4 separate regions of the Mus musculus genome follow, and regions 1, 2 and 4 are each linked to region 3. The links are chromatin loops, found by intact Hi-C in ENCODE. Cell type or tissue: left cerebral cortex. All regions are shown on one strand.

Region 1 (5,000 bases), 55 kb after region 3:
GACTACTACAAGAAAACCACCAACGTAAGTTTCTTGCTTGGCGCGGCGTGGGGCTCCACACCACTAGACTCGTGCCCACTTCGATCCTGCTTCGATGTCTTTGCTGTATTCGTGTGGGGTTGAGTGGTCTAACATAAAAGGGCTTGTAGGATGGGCTGTGGACTCGTGTCCCATGCCCTGGCTCCCACCTCCTTGTCAACTCACTGCCTGCGCCGTCATCTTCCGTTCACCCCGTGAGTCCTCTGTGTCATCCCGCCTATACACATCTGCTGCTGCTTGCAGGGCCGGCTGCCTGTGAAGTGGATGGCCCCTGAGGCGTTGTTTGACCGGATCTACACACACCAGAGCGATGTGTGAGTTTGAAATACACAGTTGCCTGGGATATGCAGGAGAAAGAATTCTAAGGGCCCTGCATGCTAAACTGGTGGGAATCTTATTCCATCACTGGGGCAGGGGTAGCATTGTCTTGTCCCATGAACAGTGTGCTTCCGGCTTCCTTGCATAGTATAGTCTCTTGCTGCCCTCTTGTCTCCTGTGCTCTGCCCCCCTGAACTTAAGGTCCCTGAAGAGGTGAGAAAGGTTCAAGATGCACACCTACTACTCTTAACTTCTTGAGGACTTGGGAAGGAACTCCTAGGGCAGCCTGACTCTGTGCTAAGCCACCGTGGAACCGTGTTCCCCTGTAGGTGGTCTTTTGGAGTGCTCTTGTGGGAGATCTTCACTCTGGGTGGCTCCCCATACCCCGGTGTGCCTGTGGAGGAACTTTTCAAGCTGCTGAAGGAGGGTCATCGAATGGACAAGCCCAGTAACTGTACCAATGAGCTGTAAGCATAGGCTAGAGGGGAAGGATGGGGGGTTAGTAGTCGGCACTGTTTGGATCCACCACTGGCAAGCTGGGTTGGATGTTGGGACAGCTTCCTCAGGTGATGGTGGCTTATTCGAGGTTCCTGAGGTCTCAAGCCTGGCTCTGAAGGAAGCAGGAGCATGGTGGGCAGGGGTTGAAAGGTCTCTTTGGGAGAAGTGGCCTCCCTGTCCATCCCTCCCCAAGCCCTCTGGTCCAGCTCTGCCCTGGTCCTTCCTCTCTCTCTAACCTCACCATCCTGCTTCAGGTACATGATGATGCGGGACTGCTGGCATGCAGTGCCCTCTCAGAGACCTACGTTCAAGCAGTTGGTGGAAGACCTGGACCGCATTGTGGCCTTGACCTCCAACCAGGTAGGGCTGTCCCCCGGGGTTGGAACTTGGGCCTCTGTCACATAGGCTCCTGGGAAGGTTTGGGTGCCACCCACCGATCCCTTTCTGTCACAGGAGTATCTGGACCTGTCCATACCGCTGGACCAGTACTCACCCAGCTTTCCCGACACACGGAGCTCCACCTGCTCCTCAGGGGAGGACTCTGTCTTCTCTCATGAGCCGTTACCTGAGGAGCCCTGTCTGCCTCGACACCCCACCCAGCTTGCCAACAGTGGACTCAAACGGCGCTGACTACCAACCCTGTCCCCAGTTTTCTCCCATTCCGTCGTCACCCGTGCCCCTCACCCACAATCCCCTTGTTGGACACACTGCCTTTCTCCTCCTCCTTTGCCGCTGGCAAGAGCCAGTGCCTGACTGAGGCCTTCCTGTGTTGTGGCCTTCCCCCTCCATCACCCCCAAGACCCCTCTTCTCCCTCTTCTTAGCCTGCTGTGTGAGAGAGGAGCCAAGAGGCAGGTGCTTGCCGACGGCCGCATCCTCCTTCCCAGGTGTTGGACCAAGACCCGCCCCGCTGCCTGGCACTGCTTGGAGGTGTGCAGAGCGGAAGCAAGTGGAGCATCCGGGGCATTCCTGTTGACCCATCAGCCCCTTCTGTTCTGGCGGCAGGGGCCTTGGGGCTCCTGGAAGCCGTGAGGTTTCTGTTTAGGCCTTAACCGAAGGCAACCTCTGCTCCAGATGGATGGTACCAGTAGCTTCTTAATTCCAATACTAATTTGCTTTGCTGACCAAATACCTGCCTGGTACCAGAAGACAGGGAGGCAGAGACTGGGAGCCGTGATGTGCCCTTGGGCTGAGCCCTAGACTTGGGGCTCTGTACATAGCTATGAAGAAAAACACAAAGTGTATAAATCTTGAGTATATATTTACATGTCTTTTTAAAAAGGGTCGTTACTAGAGATTTACCCATGGGGGAGACGCCCAGGGTAGCATCCGTTGCTATATATTAAAAACAAACGAACAGAAAGAAAAAAAAAAGGAAAATGTTTTTTAAAAGGTCATATATTTTTTTGCTACTTTTGCTGTTTTATTTTTTTAAATTATGTTTTAAACCTATTTTCAGTTTAGGTTTCCCTCAATAAAAAATTGCTGCTGCTTCATTTTTATCCTGGGCGTGTGAAAAGAGAGCAGGTGTCCAGCGCAGAGGAGGGAGACAGGGGGTAAAGGGCCATGAGCTGGTCTTCCCCCTGCCCCCCATGACCTCTGTCTCCTGGATTGTGCCCCAGACCTCCCAGCCAAGCCTTCTATCTCCCGATGCATTGGGAACAGCAGGAGAAGACTGAGGTCCTGAGGGCAGAGAGCCAAGCTCGCACACTTGATTGTTTCCTCGGAGGAGAGAGTGAGAGGATGAGGTTAGCCAGAGGGTAGAACTGGACAGAAACCCAAACCCTAGACCCTGTACATTCAGATGTCTTGTCTATCTTCCCCAACCTACTCCTCATATTCCTCTCCTGTAAATATCCTCCCCTTCCCTGTTGGTCTCTGTTACCCAGTTGGGTCTGTCCCTGAGCTTGGCTTCCTATAGTTTTTCCTTCACAAACTCCACCCATCCCTCAGGAAACAGAAAACGATCTCTTTGGTTGGGGTCAACTTGGCAACTCAATTCTGCCACCTGCTGGTTGCTTTGGTACCTTGGTCTCTTATTCAAACCCACACCACTCAAGCCTTAGAGGGTTTGTTTTTGTTTTTTGTTTGTTTGTTTGGTTGGTTGGTTGGTCTTTTTTTTCTGGGTCTGCTGAATACAAACCTGTTCAGTATGATTTCATCTGTAGGGGTTAGGGCTGCTTCTTTAAATGCAGTTTTGGCAGCTGTGGTTTGGGTCATTGTCATAAGAGTTCTTATCGTTGTTTCTCTCTGTACACATGTAACTGTCAAAATATTATGAATGGTTTTTATGCTGAAAGAAGACATCATTTGGCAAAGAGGGCTAGGGAATGAATTTAGCACAAACTCATTTTCTTGGAGACCGTGTATCATAGTGGTTTTTTTTTTTTTTCTTTCTCTTGTTAAAACTGAACATTATTTCTGCCTCAGGTCTACTTGACTCACTGCTGTGTGGATGGAAGGAGAACACAGAAAGGGCTTAGTGTGACTCAAGGAGAGGAGCTAGGAACTGGAAGGAACTGAAGTCCCCTCTGTTACTATTCAGATTGCCCGCAGACGGCCCCTGGGACAGGGGTGGCTATCAAATAGAAAGTAGTGACATTGACATGAAGGGAAATGAAATGGCTATTTCACTTAGAGGACCAGATTAGGTCTCGTGGGAGGGGGAACCCAGCTTACAGAATGAAGATGTTACTGTCAGAGCACAGCATCTGTCTGGTTTCCTGGGGGTTAAAATATGGCCCAGGCATCAATCAATACTGCTTCCCCATCTTTTCTAATTGCCATAGGCTAAAGGCCATCAGTCCCCTGGCTCTGTTAATGTAATGTATCGATTTCAGGTAAGTAAGATTGAACATAGATGAAGTAAGAAATCGGCCTTAATGGTAATGAACTCTGTTTATCAACTGCCACTGGGTGGAGCCAGCAAGCTAAAATATCCTCCTACACACAGACAGTGTTAGGTTATACTGTCAGAGCCACTGTCCTCTGAAGTAACAGACCTACCTGCAAGCGGGAACTTTTGGCCTGGATATAGCATTGTCAGACTCTGGACATGACCAATATGTCTTGTACAGAATTGGACATGGCACAAGTGCAGGGCCATACTATTAAGTAGCAGCAACAACTATTACAATTCTGTGTAGAATGTGTGCTGTGTCTAATGTCGCTACAGGCGCATGTTAGAGCTTAAAACTGTACCCAATGAGCTTGTTAGCAGCTGTTAGCAGCTGGTAGAGCTTGGTTCCACCACATATGCAGGAAATAGCTGGGAGGGAGAATGGAGGGCTTTGAAGCAACATGGCATGTAGAAACCAAGAAGGGAGTAGACCAGCAAGAACCCTGAAGTTGGCTGGTCCTGGTAGTGAATGCCTGTAATCCCAGACTCAGAAGGCAGAGACCGGTAGATCTTGAGTTCAGGGACAACTTGGTCTACATCGTGAGTTCAGGGCCTGCTGAAGATGCACAGTGAGACTCTTGTCTAAAAGGAAATTAAACGAACCAGAACACACTGAAGTTATGAAGGACTCTGGAACTGGTTCCCTCTTGTTTGACACACAGCAGCATTCAGAATCTTTACTGCCTGCTGGGTACGTGCATGTCCTGGTGCACAGAAGCAATGCATTCAATTGCCGTGCTGTCGGAGGTTCCAGTGGTGTGCTGAAACTGGCTCTCTAAAGGAAAGTATGTGTGTCAGCCTGGGGTTATGGCCTAGTAACCCAAATTTTGAAAACAAAAGGTGATGGTCTTTAATCCTGAACTCAGGGGGCAGAAGCCAGTGGATCTCTTAAATTCAAGGCCAGCCTGGTCTATATATTGAGTTCTAGGTCAACCAAGATTGCATGGTGATACCCTGTCTCCAAAAAAGTAAAATGGGGGATGGGAGTGGGGTGGGTCGGGGCACAGGTGGAGTCCTCAATGGCCAGACTCCATGACTTAACTACTTCCATTTGCTCATTGAGAAGGCCAGAAGGAATCCACGTGCATCAGGGAGATGAGAGGATTAAGCCAGTTAAGTAGCTAATCCCTTTCCCATATTACACATCTATAGTATGCACTAAGTTTAAAAACCCACCACTTCCAGACGGAAGTTGTATTGTGAGATACCTTAGATTAGAGCAATGGCAGCTTCCCAGAGTGGTGTATG
Region 2 (5,000 bases), 250 kb before region 3:
AGCAAGAGGCCTCCAGTGGGCCCAATTTCTGTTCCTGCTTTCAGTCATACAGCAAGCAGAACAACCCACCTTCTGTAGTTTAAACCCCAATGGCTTCCCAGTGTTAGTGTGGGATCCTTCAAACATCCCATGGCAGCTAGACTTGCCTACGCCCTCTAGCCTTGCCTGCCACAATACGCCCAGTTCCTTGATGCTTCTTTGTCTTCAAGAAGGAAATCCTTGTTTTTCCTCTCAGGTCTTTGGGGACCTTAACCAATGGTACAGATTGGTCATATATACCACGCACGTCTCCAGGAACTCAAGCAAACAACAAAAAGACACTAAAAAACTGTTACATAAAATATGTCCTCTGTTCCTAACCATGACAAATTCTTCCTAATGACAAAACTGAAAAGCCTGTGCTCAACACATGTGAGCAAAATAGAACAACTGAATCCAATTATTACTGTGCATGTCTGAGTGTTCTGGGTTTTTGTTAGTGAAACTTGAATAGGAACTTAAACAGAGACATGCATTATTTATAACAAAGTATACATTTATTGTACAGAGATACTTTCAATTAAGAAAAATCACGACTATGGTCACCATCAAGTAATTTACGTTCTATTAAGGTGAGCTATAAGGAAGGGTTTTAAATGCTATTGTCTCAACGTGTACAGAACTTAAGCATATTATTACTTAAAATATAACAACTGTAAATTAGAAGTTAAAATGGTTTTTATGTATGTTTTCAAAAGAAGTTACTTTATTCAAGTGTTCAATATTATTTATTTTTTGTGATTAAAAAATCTTTATTTATTTTAATTTTATAGATATATGTGTTTTGTCTACATGTAATCCTGTGTACAACATGTGCACCTGATGACCACAGGGGCTAGAAGAGGACATCAAAGCTTTTAGATCTGGAGTTATAGAGAGTTGGCCACCATATGGGTGCTGGGTGCTGGGTGCTGGGTGCTGGGTGCTGGACCCAGGTCCTCTGCAGGAGCAGCCAGTCCTCTCCAGACCAACATTTAGACTCTTCATGGGCTGCCTCCAGATTCAAGTGGTGCATCAGCAAAGCCAGGCCCTCTCAGCACTCTACAAACCAATCCGAATCCCTTTCAAAATTATTTATAATTACATAAATTCATATTCAATGTGTGGTGTGAATTTTTATAATGATTATTTGAAAAAACAATTTGAAAATTCAACTAAATTATATTTTAAAACTTGAGGATTCAACTAAATTATATAAAACAGTTCCTTTTTTAAAAAAGGGGATTTATTTATTTTATTTATATGAGTATACTGTAGCTGTCTTCAGACACACCAGACGAGTGCATTGGATTACATTACAGATGGTTGTGAGCCACCATGTGGTTGCTGGGAATTGAACTCTGGACTTTGGAAGAGCAGCAGTCAGTGAGTGCTCTTAACCTCTGAGCCATCTCTCCAGCCCTATAAAACAGTTCTTTTGTGTTTTTGTTGTTTGCTTGTTTGTTTTTCCTAAGAATTGAACCTGGGCCTCATTTATGCTACATATATACTAATTTAAGCTACATCCCTTAATGTCCTCAGCTTTAGTGTTCTGTAACCATCTGGCTCTTGGGGGGCTGTTTGGTTGTTTGGTTGGTTTTGGTTTGGCTTTAGTTTTGGTTTTAGTTTTTCGAGACAGAGTTTCTCTGTGTAGTACTGGAACCTACTTTGTAGACCAGGCTAGCCTCAAGCTCAGACATCTTGCCTCTGCCTCCCCAGTGCCTGGACCAAACGTCTGCATAGACCACCATTACCCAGTTCCAGATGGCCGAGAAGATAAAGGATTGACGTGTTTCAAGTATTCGACCGGTTACAAATTGTTTCAAAACGTTCCTCATTCTGTGTACGTGGCTGCAGATACTCCTTTAACCCCTGGGCATCTGCGGAGCGTGAACAGGGAGGATGGCCAGAACTCCAGGACATCACCCTTTGTTCAGCCCACTGCATAGATGTTATCTGAGAAGGAGCCCTGGGTGCATTAATCTGTTTGTCCTCTTACCCAAGCGCGTCAGCCATGTGACCCTGTGTTTGTCTCAACTTTGGCAGACCACAACCCACAACAGTGACGCATGCGGATGAGGTGGTAGAGAAGCATCTGCCTGGAGTCTGAACAAGATGAGTAAACACCGATGCCTGTGAGCCTCCGAATCCCACGGCCCAGGGTGTGGCCTCTATGGCCTTGGCCAAAGGTAACTCAGTAAGGTCAGCCTCTCCTCTCGCCAAGGACTTCTTTGCTGCCAGACCTTCCGAGCCTACTCAGAACACCTGAGAATGATGCCCACCTCCCCACCCCCAATTGTCTGTATCCTGTGGCTTTCTGTGTGGTTTAAAACAGTCAGCCCACCCTGTATCTCATTAGGGTTTGTTTTGAAGCAGGATCTCAAACTAGAGACCCTTCTGGCTCCCAGCACGAGGTGTCAGGACCACAGGCAGGAGCTACTGTAGACGTGCCAGTGTGTATTATGCACCGCTCGCTCCTACCTTTCTTTACCCGCCACACTTTCTGCCATATTCACAGGGTGTTAGGAGCCTTTTGGCAATGATCAGACACTCGTGACCATAACATTTCAGGGCTGCAAATGACCCAGGCCTTTGTGCTTGCTCACTGCCTACTCCCTCGAGAGGTCCCGAGGACCACTGATGCAGAGGTGCCTCATTAGTCACTGGGAGCCAGTAGACCAGCTGGAACTGAAAACAGACTCTTCCAAGAAAAGCCTGGGTTTTCCCCTTAGGCGTGCTGGGGTGCAGAGGAGGCCCACAGGACCTAGCGACCGCCTTAGCATTCCAGCCCGCTGGACAGGCACGCATTTCTTCCTCAAGAGGGCGCCGGCTGCCTGCGTCTAAGCTGTTGGCAAATGGATTCAGAGGACGGGAGTGACCTCTGGCCCAAGCACAGGGTTTCAAAAGCACCGGGGACATTCCAGCCACATCAAGATTGGGATACCAGTTCCGTAGATCCCATAAGTTCCGTGTTTCTGGACAGTTGAGGACTCTTTGCTTTAGCATCTTTCAGGAAGTTGAGACCTTTTCAGCCTCTGCGCGGTCGGCGTTTTGGACTTAGATGAGGAGGGGATCCTTTTCGGAGGAGCACAGCAGCCTCGCCCTGCACCCCGACAAGGACGTGCCAGGGCTCACCCCGCCTCTCCTTCAACGCTAGGATGGGTGGAGATCCGTCGTCCAGTGATGTAAGGGAGACTCTTGTGGCCCTCAAAAACTCGGAAACCAAGCTGGAAGGCTATTTCTGAGCATACCCCAGACCCAAGACAGAATTCGTGAATGTTCTACACAGGATATCACGATTTCTGTCCTGTAAACTTTTCTTCCAGGGAATTTTTTTTTCTCTTATTTGTTTTATCATCTCCAAATGGTGATCGTTTGAGAATTATGTGGTGTTTATCCTCCTGGCTATAAACTCTAAACCAGTGCAGGGGCTCCACCCCCCACTCCACCCCCCCCAGCCTGCATAGTTCCTATTTCTCAGGAGCCATTTATCTCCCTTTTATTGTTGTTTTCTTCATTGGCTTCCCCCTCAGCCAGACAGGCTTAATAACTGGCAGTCATCACGTACAGCAGAGTGGTGGCAGCCACCCCCGCAAAGGGGACCCAGTCGTTTCCCAGAGCCAGAATGCTCTGTAGCCACGGCCTCTATTGTTTTCTTAGCAGACTCCGGTTTTGTTTCTTGGCTCTCCTTGAATGAAGAAACTCTTAAAACATCATGTGTCTGCCTTGCTTTGTGTAGGAAAGCGCCGTAAACAGGAAGTCTACACACACACACACCCCTCCCAAAATAAAAGTGACCAGGCAATTAGGGCTTCTAGCATGACTTAACCCCCACTGCCCAGGCACCTTGGGGGGAAAGCTGGACTCCATTAATCAGGCCAAAGCACAGCTACAGGGAGGCCTGCCGGCAGCCAGAGAGGAGAGTGGGTGCCAAAGATCTGCCAAGAGAGGAAGAACAATATGGCCCACAGGCCTGCGTGAAAACCATCTCAGCCAAGTTGCAAAGAACGCATGACAATCTTTTGCATTGTCCTAGAGTGGCCTGAGAGGCCTCACTGGGAGCAGAGAGCTCAGTTGCCTAGCATTCCAGCCCTGGCACTTGGCTGCTTCTGCTGTTTTCAGGGCTGATTTGTAGTATGGGTACTGAGACTCCTACTACGTCGCCACACCAGCTTCTGAGAAACTTTATATCCTCAGTCATCAGCCAGTGTTGACTCAGTGTGGTTTCTCCCGGTCCATCCTGCCTAGGATGGAGTCTTACCTAAGTCAGCATCATAGACAACTAAGGAGGCAGGAGACTGGGGGGGTGCAACACCATGATAGAGCATGGTTTAGCATGCTGTGGTCCTGGGTTCCATCCTCAGTTACAAAAATGTAAGGAGGGAGGGAGGAAATAAAGAAACAGGTGGAATGGTACAATGATTTTTGAATTCTTAGGGAGAAGATAGAGAAACAGCGTGCGCCCAAGAAAGAGGTCTAGTGGAGTCTCTCTTCACAAGGAAACTCAGATTGGGCAGGAGCTTTCAACAACAAAGGATGCAGGAGGATAGTGCAATAGTTCTCAAGTCGGAAGGACAAAAAGACATTTTTAGGACAGGTTCTAAGCACACCTGGGAATGCAACACATAGACCATTATGATTCGAAGTGGCTTCCTCTCCCAGGTCGATTCCTCTGGTCCACTTGATTCTGTTCCTGGTTAGACTGCCATAACAAGCCTATGCATAGAAACGGCTGGGTGATGTTCCCAGGGAAAGCTCTCAACCGGACACAGTGGCAGCTTTTTCCTGGACAGGTGGGAGAGGACTCTGGTGTCTGCGGGTGGGAAGCTACAAGGTATCAGCTCAGCTCTTTAGGAAGCTACAATGTATCAGCTCAGCTCTGGCCTGACCCCCTCCGCTAGAGATGCTGCAGGAGCAAGGCTTTCCAACAGGTGGCGCTCTAGCAGTCAGAGCAAAGAGTCAGATGTTGACTAGACACCTGG
Region 3 (5,000 bases):
TGAGTGGTGGAATTCACACCTAGTGTGACATATTCCACCCTTCCAGTGGTCCCCAAGTAGACATCACATCACAGTCACCAGGAAAATTTGCAGAGCCCCCACCCCACTGCTATGCAGCAAACCAACAGGTACCAACCACCTAGTCAGGTCTAGAGTGTGCTGGAATCAAAGCACTGTCTTTGCCTTTGTCAAAGCTGCATCGCCAACCCCTGTGTTTGATTTGTTTGAGACAGGGTCTGTAAGCACAGGCTGTCGTCTCAGTCCCTATGTGGCCAACGGTGATCTTAAGTCTCTGACCCTCCAGGGCTAGGATTGCATATGTACATCATCATTTTAGACTGCTGGAAAGTGAGCTCCTGCAACGAGGCGAAGGCCCCACTGGCTGTCTCAGAATTGTTAGCATGCTTCATCAAAACATCGGGATTTCTCATGTCCAAGCAGGATCAAAAATTTTTATTTTTTAACAATCTCAATATGATTCACGTCCACTGGACTCATTGGATTAAAGAGCCACAGATTAACATCTCTGTGGAGGGACCTGGTGGGAAGGGCATTTCAGCGATTTTCTTTGAGGTTCATAGTATACTGTGGAGGCTCTGGTTTGACTCTGATTAATTCCTAAGGCAAACAAAACAAAACAAGCAAGCAAGTAAACAAACATCCCCCCCCATCCGAAAAAAAAAAAAAACAAAAACCCCTCCTCTCTTCGGTTGCTTCCTGAAAGCTGGTGATTTCTAAGGCTACCATGAACAGCACTGTAGAATTTGCAGGGTCCATTCCAGCGTGAACCACAAAACCTAAATTATGTGGCTGGGGAAAGTTGAGATCCAAGGAAAGGGTCTGAGGGGGAAAGTCAACCGATCCATCAATAAAAACAGTTCGTATATTGTAAGCTATGTGAGGGTCCTATTTATTCCTTTTAGAGACGGGAAAACCGAGATTTAGAGCACGAAAATCATACCCCAAGGCACAGAGATAACCAAAGACCAAGTTGCCCAGTGCAACCTCAAAATTATAGCCAGGCACCCGCCCCTCCCCACCCTCCACTCCTGTCCCCAAATCGCTGATCTACACACAGTCTGAAATTCGGGCGCCCTCCAGGCGAAAACTCAAGTTAGACCAGACTGTAGAGCAGTTCTGCTCGCTCCAGGCTTCTCCGGGGCTGCAGCTTGAGAACTACAAGGCCCAGCAGGCAACTGCAAGGGGAGGAGGAGGAGGTGGGACTAGCGCCGGGTGGGAGTGAGAGAGCGAGCCCTCGCGCCTCGCCGGCGCACAGCGCTCGGAGCGCTCCTGCGGGTACTTTGGCGGGGCTCTCCGCTGCGGGCGGCGCGGAACGGGAGCCGGAACCCTGGTGCAGCCGCTGCGTGCAGAGGACCCGGGCTGCGCAGGGAAGCGGGGCCGAGACGTCCGGACTGGACTGAGACTGTGCTTAGCGCATTGCGGCGACCTCGCCTTTCCCGGCCGCGAGCGCGCGCCGCAGCTGGAAAAGCAGCGGAGACCGAGGACTTTTCTCAGGTCCCAGGGGCGCACCACAGCCGTGCTGCAGTCAATGCACGCCGGAGCCCCAGGAGGGGTGATGGAACTCGGGCTGCCAGAAGCCTGAGACGCCGCCACCGCCGCCGCTGCGTACTGGAGAGCGGGGGGCGCACGATCTGGGGACCCCGGGCGGCGGACCCGAGCCCTCCCCCCCGCCCCGCCTCCGGGGCACCAGCTTCGGCTCCATTGTTCCCGCCCGGGCTGGAGGCGCCCGGCTCGGAGTGCCGCCGGGAGTCGTGCCTCGGCCGCGGAGCCCTCGAGACCCCATCAGGATCTGAACGGAGCCCGGAGACGAGCGGCGGGAGCGCAAGACACAGACACCCGCCGCGCCACGGCGAGCTCTCCAGAGGCGGGACCGCAGCGCCAAGTGAGGTAAGAGTCGCCGGCGCCCGCAGAGCCGGCTGGCTGGGCGTCCCGAGCGGCCCCCGCGCTTCGCCAGTCGCAGCCCGCGCCTCCCTCCTCCAATCCCCCACCCCACCCCCGACTCCGCTCCCTCCCCGGCGCCCCTGTCCCTCCTCCCTCGGCCAGTGTCGCTGCCCGCGCCCCCTCCCCGCGCGCTGGGCCCGCTGCTGCTGCCCGCTGCCTAACTTTTCCGCCAACTCGCGCTCCGGAGCTAGCGAGGAGGCTGCTGCGCTCCGAGTCCAGACCCCGACCCTCTTGGCCCAGGAGAAGGCGGCGGAAGCTGTGTGTTCCCTACTGGGGAGGAGGGCGGGAATGGGCCGGGAGATGGAGGGTGTGTGTGTGTGTGTGTGTGTGTGTACATCATCTATCTTTTGGTCCTCTTGCGGATTCACCCCGTTTCAGCCGGTGGCTTTAAGCTCAACACCCTACATCTGGGATCTTTTCAAGTGTTTTCCTACCTCCGGGCAAGTCTGGGGTCCAGGTTGGGGGGTTGAAGAGGAAAGGAAGTGGCGGGGAAGGCTAGCTTGTCTTGGAATAGGTTTGAAGGAGGTGTCGTCACCAAATGGCTGAATCGGCTTTAGCGGAGAGCGAGCAAAGATTCCCCCCCCTTTTGAGGGGTGATGGTGGTGGTGGTGGTAATGTTCTATTTTATCTTAGACCTAGAGGACTCTTGAAGGGGTCTGGAGAAGCGGGGGGTGGGGGGTCTCGGGGTCTGGATCGTTCTGGGAAGTGGAGGAAATGAGGAGAACTTGTCCGGTGCGGAGGAGCCCTCTTCTGCCCGCTTGTTGCTTCTCTGGCCCAGACCCCCTCTCCACACCTCCTGTGCCTCCTCTTGTAGTGTCTCCGGCGGGGTAAGACAACCTAGTACTCATATTTTTAGAGGAATTTACTGACTTTTTAAATATATAGATGGGGTTTGTAATAAACAGTTACCCACCCAGTGAGGCAGCTGGACACCTTGGGAGTGCAGGAGGGAGTTCTCTTTCTCTGGGCCTAGTAGAAGCTATTAACTCATTTGCAAAGCATTTCGACGGCGTTTTTCTCCCCCACCCCACCCCCCATTTCCCAGATGTAGCTGCCGCATCTGGTTCCGTTTCACCCTACACGGGTACACCGCAGCCACATTATTAAACATCCCTCTTCCTCCCCTCCCCCTCCTAAATTAAAACTGAGATTCTTTAGCACCACCGCCACCACCACCCCTTAACATTTCTTGAGACGTGGAGCAGAGGCTTTGGGATTGGAAGAGAAAAGCAAGTTATAGATCCCAAAGTGATTTTGGATTCCTTCACTCTCTTGCTGGTGGCCGACGATGGGGGGGGGGGGAGTGCGGGGGGGGGGCGGTGTTTAAGAATCTCTGGACCCTCTTGGGAGCCGCTTGCTTACTAGAGGTGGCCTTGGTCGGTGGGTCTGGGCCAAACTTGGCCCTGACGTGTCCTGGAACCAAGTATCGCCTCTCCCTTTAATTATAGTTGGAGCATCTGTCTCATGTGGACACCGCGGGCCCACCTATCGCCACGCGTCCAAGTCCATCTTGGGGGGGGGTGTTCCGTCCTCCATTTGGGGAGTAGAGTGCGATACCTGGTGCTGTAACTGCCAGAGGGACCTTGTGTTTTCAGTGAGTTTCCTGGGTTGCAGCCCTCAGAAGCTTAAAATGGAGTGTTTTTGCCGTTTAAACAATAACTACAGGGCCAGGGATGGAATGTCCATTCTTTTGGAAGGGGGGGGGGCAACAAAACATCCTAAGGGTCCATCCAAAGTTAGCGGCTGGGTGGGTATAGTTTGCCGGTGCCTCTCACCCTCTCCAGTCTTTTAAATTGAAAACACTTCTCTGGTTTCCTTCTTAGGGCGGTAGTTTTGGAGGCTGTAATGAAATCGCACTTTCCCTAGACATGGTAATTAAGGTGACTGTTTCCTTCCCAGATGTGCTCTGGTCTTTGCACCTCCGGACCATTGCTTTTTTTGGAATAGTATCTAAATTGTAGAACCATTGCCCTGAGATGGTTGAGCAAAAAGTGGCCAGTCTTCCTCCCTTGGCCAGGCTCTGGGTTTCCTCCTCTCTGGGGCTTCTTTTAAAGCTAAGTAGCTGGCCCCTGGGACCTGCCAAGGTCTAGCCAATTACCCCCACGCTGGGGTGGTGTCTCTTCCTTTCAGTGACCTAAGGCCAACGGCTCAGCTCGACTAATACCCGTCAACTGTGCTGATGGCTTGCCTCCCTCCCTAATGGCTTGTTTACATATTTCCCCAGTTGGGACACACTCTGGGGACCCAGATGACCCCAGAGTGCTGGGTGTTTGGGGACCCTGAGTTGCTGTCTGGGGCTCGGTTCCAGCCGGAACAGTTACACACTTCATCAGTGACAAGCTACTTAAAATATGTTGCGTTTACCCTTAGTCATAGCTGAACGTCAGCTTTTCAGTGAGGAGCAGTGGATTGAGAGCCGTGTGTATTTCCAATATGAGTTTCAGGGGTATTTTCATTCACAATGGGAGGTTGGAGGAACTGCTTCCTTTGGCCCCATGGTATATAGTCTTGAGAGGGTTGTTTTCCTTGGCCCCAGGCCGTGAAGCAATGGTGGAAGGTTAAGTCAGTGTCCTTTGAATAGCAAGTGAAGCCGAGGGGCTGAAGAAACAGAGGAGCGGCACACTTATCACCATCTTCTCACCTATTAGAATACATATTGCCACCCTAAACCCCAGCTAGCTGACTTCAGAGTGGACTCCAGATGAGGGAATTGAATGGAGCATTGCGTAGGCAAGACACCAACCTTGGAGACCAAGACAATCCACGGAGTGCACTGATAGCCATCCTCTCTTTGCTTATTTGTGATACTTACCCCATGCACGGCTCTTAAAAGCTTGTTCCAGAAAAAAGAAAGAAAGAAAGAAAGAAAGAAAGAAAGAAAGAAAGAAACTTGGGCCTTAGCAACTAGTGTCTCTGAATGTTTTTTTTATTTCACGTTCATTTTTTTTTTCCTTATTAAAATCACATTTATCTACTCATCTATTTATGTGGGCACCCCAGTGCTCCAGTGGAGATCAGAGAATAGGTTGCAGGAAGTG
Region 4 (5,000 bases), 160 kb before region 3:
GAAGACTCGGGGCTTCCAGCCAGGGCTCCTCGGCTCTCTATTCCTACTTTGTGCTGGGTAGCTGGAAGCTGAGAGTGTGAAAACTGGAAGCATTTCTATGCTGCCTAGGTGCCTGTGGTCCTCCATGAATGACTGCTTCCTTGTTTCTGAGGCTGGACAAGCAGCCAACTGCTAGGCAAGCCAGTCTGCAGGCACCCCCTTCCCATCTGGCAGCGGGACGTGGGCACTCCTTGCCCAGGGTGCTAGGCCGTCCGTCTGCACAGAAGCATCCGGCTTGAGCTAATGAGCCGTTGGCATGGATGGCCAATTATTTTAGATCATTAATATCTGCCAAACTTGCTTTTATAGCCATGGCCTGAAATCAAATCCTTCACCAGAAAGCAATGGCTCTCTGCCTAAGGACTCTCACATGCCTGCCACGGCCTCAAGCTCTGGGTCCAAGGTCATGATGTGTTTAACTCGGAGAAGCCATGTCCACAAGTTGTAATGAGGAGCTTAGAACCCCGCCATCTTCCTGTCCAGGAAGTCCCAGGTATTTCTAGATCACTGGGCTGAACCAAAAGCCAACTCTTTCGCCTGGGCCTGGAGTACGCTGGCTAGTTCTGCCCCTAGAGTGCACAGGACTCTTCTTCTAGACCTCCAAGGCCTTGAAGATGTGCACATTCTAGAGCAGTGTTTTTCAACCCTTTGGGCTGTGACCCACTCTGGGTTGTGGCCCTCTTGCAGTTGCATATCAGATATTTTGCATATCAGATATTCACCTTACAAGTCACAACAGTAGCAAAATTATAGTTGTGAAGTAGCACCAATATAATCTTATAGCTGGGGTTCACTACAAATGAAGAACTATATTAAAAGATCACAGTTTTGGGAAGGTTGAGAACCACTGTTCTAGAGCAAGCTACAGACCCCGATCCAGCCCAGCTCCTTCTAGCACTGTAAACTCTGTTCTGGTCTCCGTGTACCTCCAGGTCAATGTCATGGTGCTCTGTCCTAGTTTCTAGTGCTGCAACAAAACGCCATGACCAAAAAGCAAGTTGGAGAGGAGAGGTTGATTCAGCATTGCCGTGCATCACCAAAGGAAGTCAGGACAGGAACTCCAACAGGGCAGGAACCTAGAGGCCGGAGCTGATGCAGAGGCCATGGAGGGATGCTGCTTACTGGCCTGCTCCCCTCGGCTTGCTCAGCCTGCTTTTTTATAGAACGCAGAACCACCAGCCCTGGGATGACACCACCCACCATGGACAGGGCCCTCCCCTTTGGATCAGTAATTGAGAAAATGCCTTACAGCTGGATCTCACAGAGGCATTTCCTCAACTGAGGCTCCTTCCTCTCTGATGTACTGTAGCTTGTGTGAAGTCGACACAAAACCAGCCAGTACATGGCCCGTTCCCCAGCTCAAGCTGCTCAAGAGAGAGGATCTGGAAAGCCAGACACTTTTTAAAAAGGTTTTTATTAGTATCTGCTAGCCATCCATCATCACAGATTTCATTGTGACATTGGCACTCCCATTGTCCCCTCACCCTCGTCTTACTCCTATCAGTCTCTTCCTCTTCCCAACTAGATCTCTCTCTACTTTAGGTCTTTATTTTGTCAACCGATGAGTTTAATAAGGGTTGGTTCCAGGAGCAATGGGGTGAGGGAGCTACCTATAGGAACATGGGCCACTAACAGTGCTTCTACCACTGAAGAAAATGGCAAAGCACTTTTCTTGAAAGAAACAGGGCTTAGTAGAGGAGGCAAAAAAAAAATAATGACCTACATCTGTACACTCTGCACAATGGCTTCTTTTCACAACCATCCAAGGTGACCACTCTGGTGTACAGTTGTTATGGCTACCGGGAAAACAGACTGCATAAGCAGGATGAAGGCAGAACTTTGGGAGCAGAGAAAAGTTTATGCAATCTAGCTTCCAACTAGGAACTGGACCACCATTCTCAGAGGCCCAGGCTCTGGCTCCCCATAACTTGCCAACCTATGCAGAAGAGGGGTCGGGGCTCACAAGATGGAGAGAGCCCCTTTCTGCTTCCTAGGGAAAGTCTTCATCCTTCCTCGCTCTAGAGGATAGCAGCCACATAACCGAAGCCTTTCACTGATCACAACGGAACTGCCCACACACACATACCTGCGCACATACCCATGGCACACCTCCAAATGGCTCAAGAAGTGTCTACGTTCTTCCCCGTTGACTTGTACTTGTTTTATGATGCTAGAAGTAGAACCCAGGGTCTCACACAGACAGGCAAGTGCTGCTCCAGTGAGACAGATATCCACAAGCCTCTCCTGCCATTGTCCAAGTTCACTTTCTGTTGCTGTTACTGAGTGCTACACATTAGGTTCGTTTATTGATTTATTTTCAAGATAGAGTTTCTCTGTATAGCCTTGGCTGTCTTGGAACTAGTTCTGTAGACCAGGCTGGCCTTGAACTCACAGAGATCCCACTGCCTCTGCCTCCTGAGTGCTGGGATTAAAGGTGTACACCACCACCACCACCCCATGCAGCTTGTTATATTTCTTTTTAAATGGTTTATTTAGCAACTACTTACAGAATTTGGGAAATCCAAAATGTACCATTGGCTCACCGGAACATGAAGATGTAAATCGCAGAGTGAAACGAGTAAACACCTGGGTGCCATCTCCCTTCCTAATAATTAATGCCATTACAATGGCCTACTTCTGATTTCATCTATTCCTGACTGCCTTTCAATGGTTCTGCCTCCAAATATCATCAAGATAGACTTTGGAAATTAAGTTTTTATTTAAAATGTTAATATTTATTTATCATGTAGATGGGAGAGTGAGTGTATGCCCCCACCCCCCGGGGGGGGGGGGAGGTCAGAGGACAACTTTCTGGCTGGTTCTTACCATCTACCACAGGAGGTTTGGAGATTGAACTCAGGTCGTCAGGCTTGACGATGAGCATCTTTACCCACTGAGCCCCTATTTTTAATTATTTTTTTTAAATGATTGTATTTTCTTTTGCATGCCCTAGCTACAAGATGGGAGGGGAAATGTGCACGTGAGTGCAGTTGCAGACAGAGGCCAGAAGAGGGCGCCTCAGTGAGCAGCCCGATCTAGTTGCTGGGAACCAAACTCTTGACTATGAAGTTATCTCTCCAGCCTCATTTCTTTCTTCCTCTCTTCCTTCCTCTTCCTTCCTTCCTTCCTTCCTTCCTTCCTTCCTTCCTTCCTTCCTTCCTTCCTTCCTTCCTTTCTTTCTTTCTTTCTTTCTTTCTTTCTTTCTTTCTTTCTTTCATATGTATCATTTTGTTGGGTGGAGGGGGGGCGGTGGGCAGGGAGAAGCGAGCAGAACTTGTGCCACCGTGTATACGCTGTGGTCAGAGGTTTGCAGGACTGTCTTCTTCTTCAGCCCTGTCAGGTCCCCGAATGCAACTCAGATGCTCAGACTTGACAGTATGTACCGTCTCGCCAGGCTTCCCTGCCACGCCCGCACCAGCACATGAAATCTTGAGGGACACTTTCAAGACAGAGCGGCTACTTTGTCCCTTCATCCTTCCCTAATTCTTGTCCTCAGTTTTCTTAGTTGTTACGACAACTAAGTCCTTACCCTTTCATTCTTCTTGCCGCTTGCTTGCTAGCTCTTTCTCCCAGGCTTGCTTTCTTCGATCTCTTTACTGCCCTCTGTCTTCCTATCTCTTCCCTCTTACTCCTTTTCGCTCACTTCTGCAAAGAGCATTAGTTCTTCACAGTGGGGGGTTCAGCCCCAGAAACAGTCTCTACTTCTTGCTGGGTTTGTGCTGCCTGCAGCTTGCTCACTGCCAGACCCTGAGGGCATGTTTACACCACTCTTGGCTTTAGTGCCTCAGGGTGGAGCATGACAGTAATCCCAGCACTGAGGAAGTAGAGGCAGGAGAACTAAGAGTTCAAGATGAGTCTTGACTACAAAGTGAGTTCGAGGCCAGCCTAGCTTCATGAAAACTTGCCTCAGAAACAAAGACAAGGAGGAGGAGGGAGTTCGGGTTACAGGAGGAGATAGATTCCTGGGTAGAACTGTTCATTCTGGGAAGCTTTTATTCCTCTACATCTGACTGTTGAGCACGGCTCCTTATCAAGCCGTTAGCAGCAGCTATCAGCATCACAAGTAGGAACTGGAAGGAAGGAGCCACAGCCTCACAGTCTTCCTTTCTATCTCAGTGACTCGAAGCCTGCAGCTCCTTTGTAAAAATCAGACTTCGATCTCATCAAGTGACAGGGTGCATTTAGCACGTGTGTAGCACACAGTAAAATCTCAGTGCCTGTGGTGATGACGAAGAGGGTGGAGGGAAGGAGGAGGAAGTGTCAGTCGGTTTCCTCTCTCTGGCAGCCTTCAGACAGGAGGAACCATAAGCCAGCAGACGTGAAAGGATTAAAAAAATACTAATATCGCTCTCCGGGGTTGGAGAGGGGAGAGAGAAATGGAGTCATAGCAGAAGATGTGGGCAGGAGAGAATCCTACCACTGAACCACCATGGGACCTCATAAAATTGCAAAGCTTCTGTAAGGCAAAGCACACTGTCAGTAGGACAAAATGGCAACCAACAGATTGGGGAAAGATCTTTACCAATCCTACATCCAGTAGAGGGCTAATATCCAATATATACAAAGAACTCAAGAAGTTAGACTCCAGAGAATCAAATAACCTTATTGAAAAATGGAGTACAGAGCTAAACAAATGATTTACAAATGAGGAATGTCAAATGGCTGAGAAGCACCTAAAGAAATGATCAACATCCTTAGTCATCAGGGAAATGCAAATCAAAACAACCCTGAGATTCCACCTCACACCAGTCAGAATGGCTAAGATCAAAAACTCAGGTGACAGCAATGCTGGCAATGCTTGCTGAAAGGAGCCTGATATGGCTGTCTCCTGAGAGGCCCTGCCAGAGCCTGACAAATACAGAAGTGGATGCTCACAGCTATTGGACTGAGGGTGGGGTCCCCAATAGAGGAGTTAGAGAAAGGACTGAAGGAGCTGAAGGGGTTTGCAACAATATCAAGCA

What was found. Peaks named below come from ENCODE experiments on the same cell type or tissue, not always from the same donor. Only the 100,000 strongest peaks of a DNase experiment are listed, where the experiment ranks them.
Region 1: it touches region 3 in a loop (2.1-fold over the local background); 8 of 42 quality-filtered maps call a loop at or near these places.
Region 2: it touches region 3 in a loop (4-fold over the local background); 15 of 42 quality-filtered maps call a loop at or near these places.
Region 4: a loop joins it to region 3, with 1.9 times the contacts of the local background. A loop is called at or near these places in 5 of 42 quality-filtered maps.

The regions. Positions count from the first base shown.
Region 1 is chr8:25,572,437-25,577,436 of GRCm38, forward strand. It overlaps Fgfr1 (fibroblast growth factor receptor 1), which reads left to right. Exons shown (of 18, transcript NM_010206.3): 14 at 1-24; 15 at 283-353; 16 at 687-824; 17 at 1,110-1,215; 18 at 1,309-3,282. The coding sequence ends at 1,485. Among named protein-coding and RNA genes, the nearest start is that of Gm16159, 19 kb to the left of the region's middle. In left cerebral cortex, CTCF peaks have their summits at 2,865 (motif pointing left) and 3,769 (motif pointing right); DNase peaks (open chromatin) are centred at 2,857 and 3,810.
Region 2 is chr8:25,272,377-25,277,376 of GRCm38, forward strand. It overlaps Gm39145 (a long non-coding RNA gene), which reads left to right. Exons shown (of 3, transcript XR_001778746.1): 2 at 2,065-2,207. Among named protein-coding and RNA genes, the nearest start is that of Gm39145, 3.8 kb to the left of the region's middle. In left cerebral cortex, CTCF peaks have their summits at 2,842 (motif pointing right) and 4,953 (motif pointing right); DNase peaks (open chromatin) are centred at 2,841, 3,975 and 4,939; H3K4me3 peaks cover 544 bases; H3K27ac peaks cover 377 bases.
Region 3 is chr8:25,517,522-25,522,521 of GRCm38, forward strand. Fgfr1 (fibroblast growth factor receptor 1) reads left to right here and starts at 1,238. Exons shown (of 18, transcript NM_010206.3): 1 at 1,238-1,908. It overlaps Gm31288 (a long non-coding RNA gene), which reads right to left. Exons shown (of 3, transcript XR_003947368.1): 3 at 2,167-5,000. RefSeq lists promoters at 403-1,377, 1,163-1,377. In left cerebral cortex, no CTCF peak of the experiment used is centred here; DNase peaks (open chromatin) are centred at 1,222 and 1,921; H3K4me3 peaks cover 2,980 bases; H3K27ac peaks cover 975 bases.
Region 4 is chr8:25,358,591-25,363,590 of GRCm38, forward strand. All of the region lies in intron 3 of Gm39146 (a long non-coding RNA gene), which reads right to left. Among named protein-coding and RNA genes, the nearest start is that of Gm39146, 29 kb to the right of the region's middle. In left cerebral cortex, CTCF peaks have their summits at 3,031 (motif pointing right) and 3,634; DNase peaks (open chromatin) are centred at 204 and 4,282.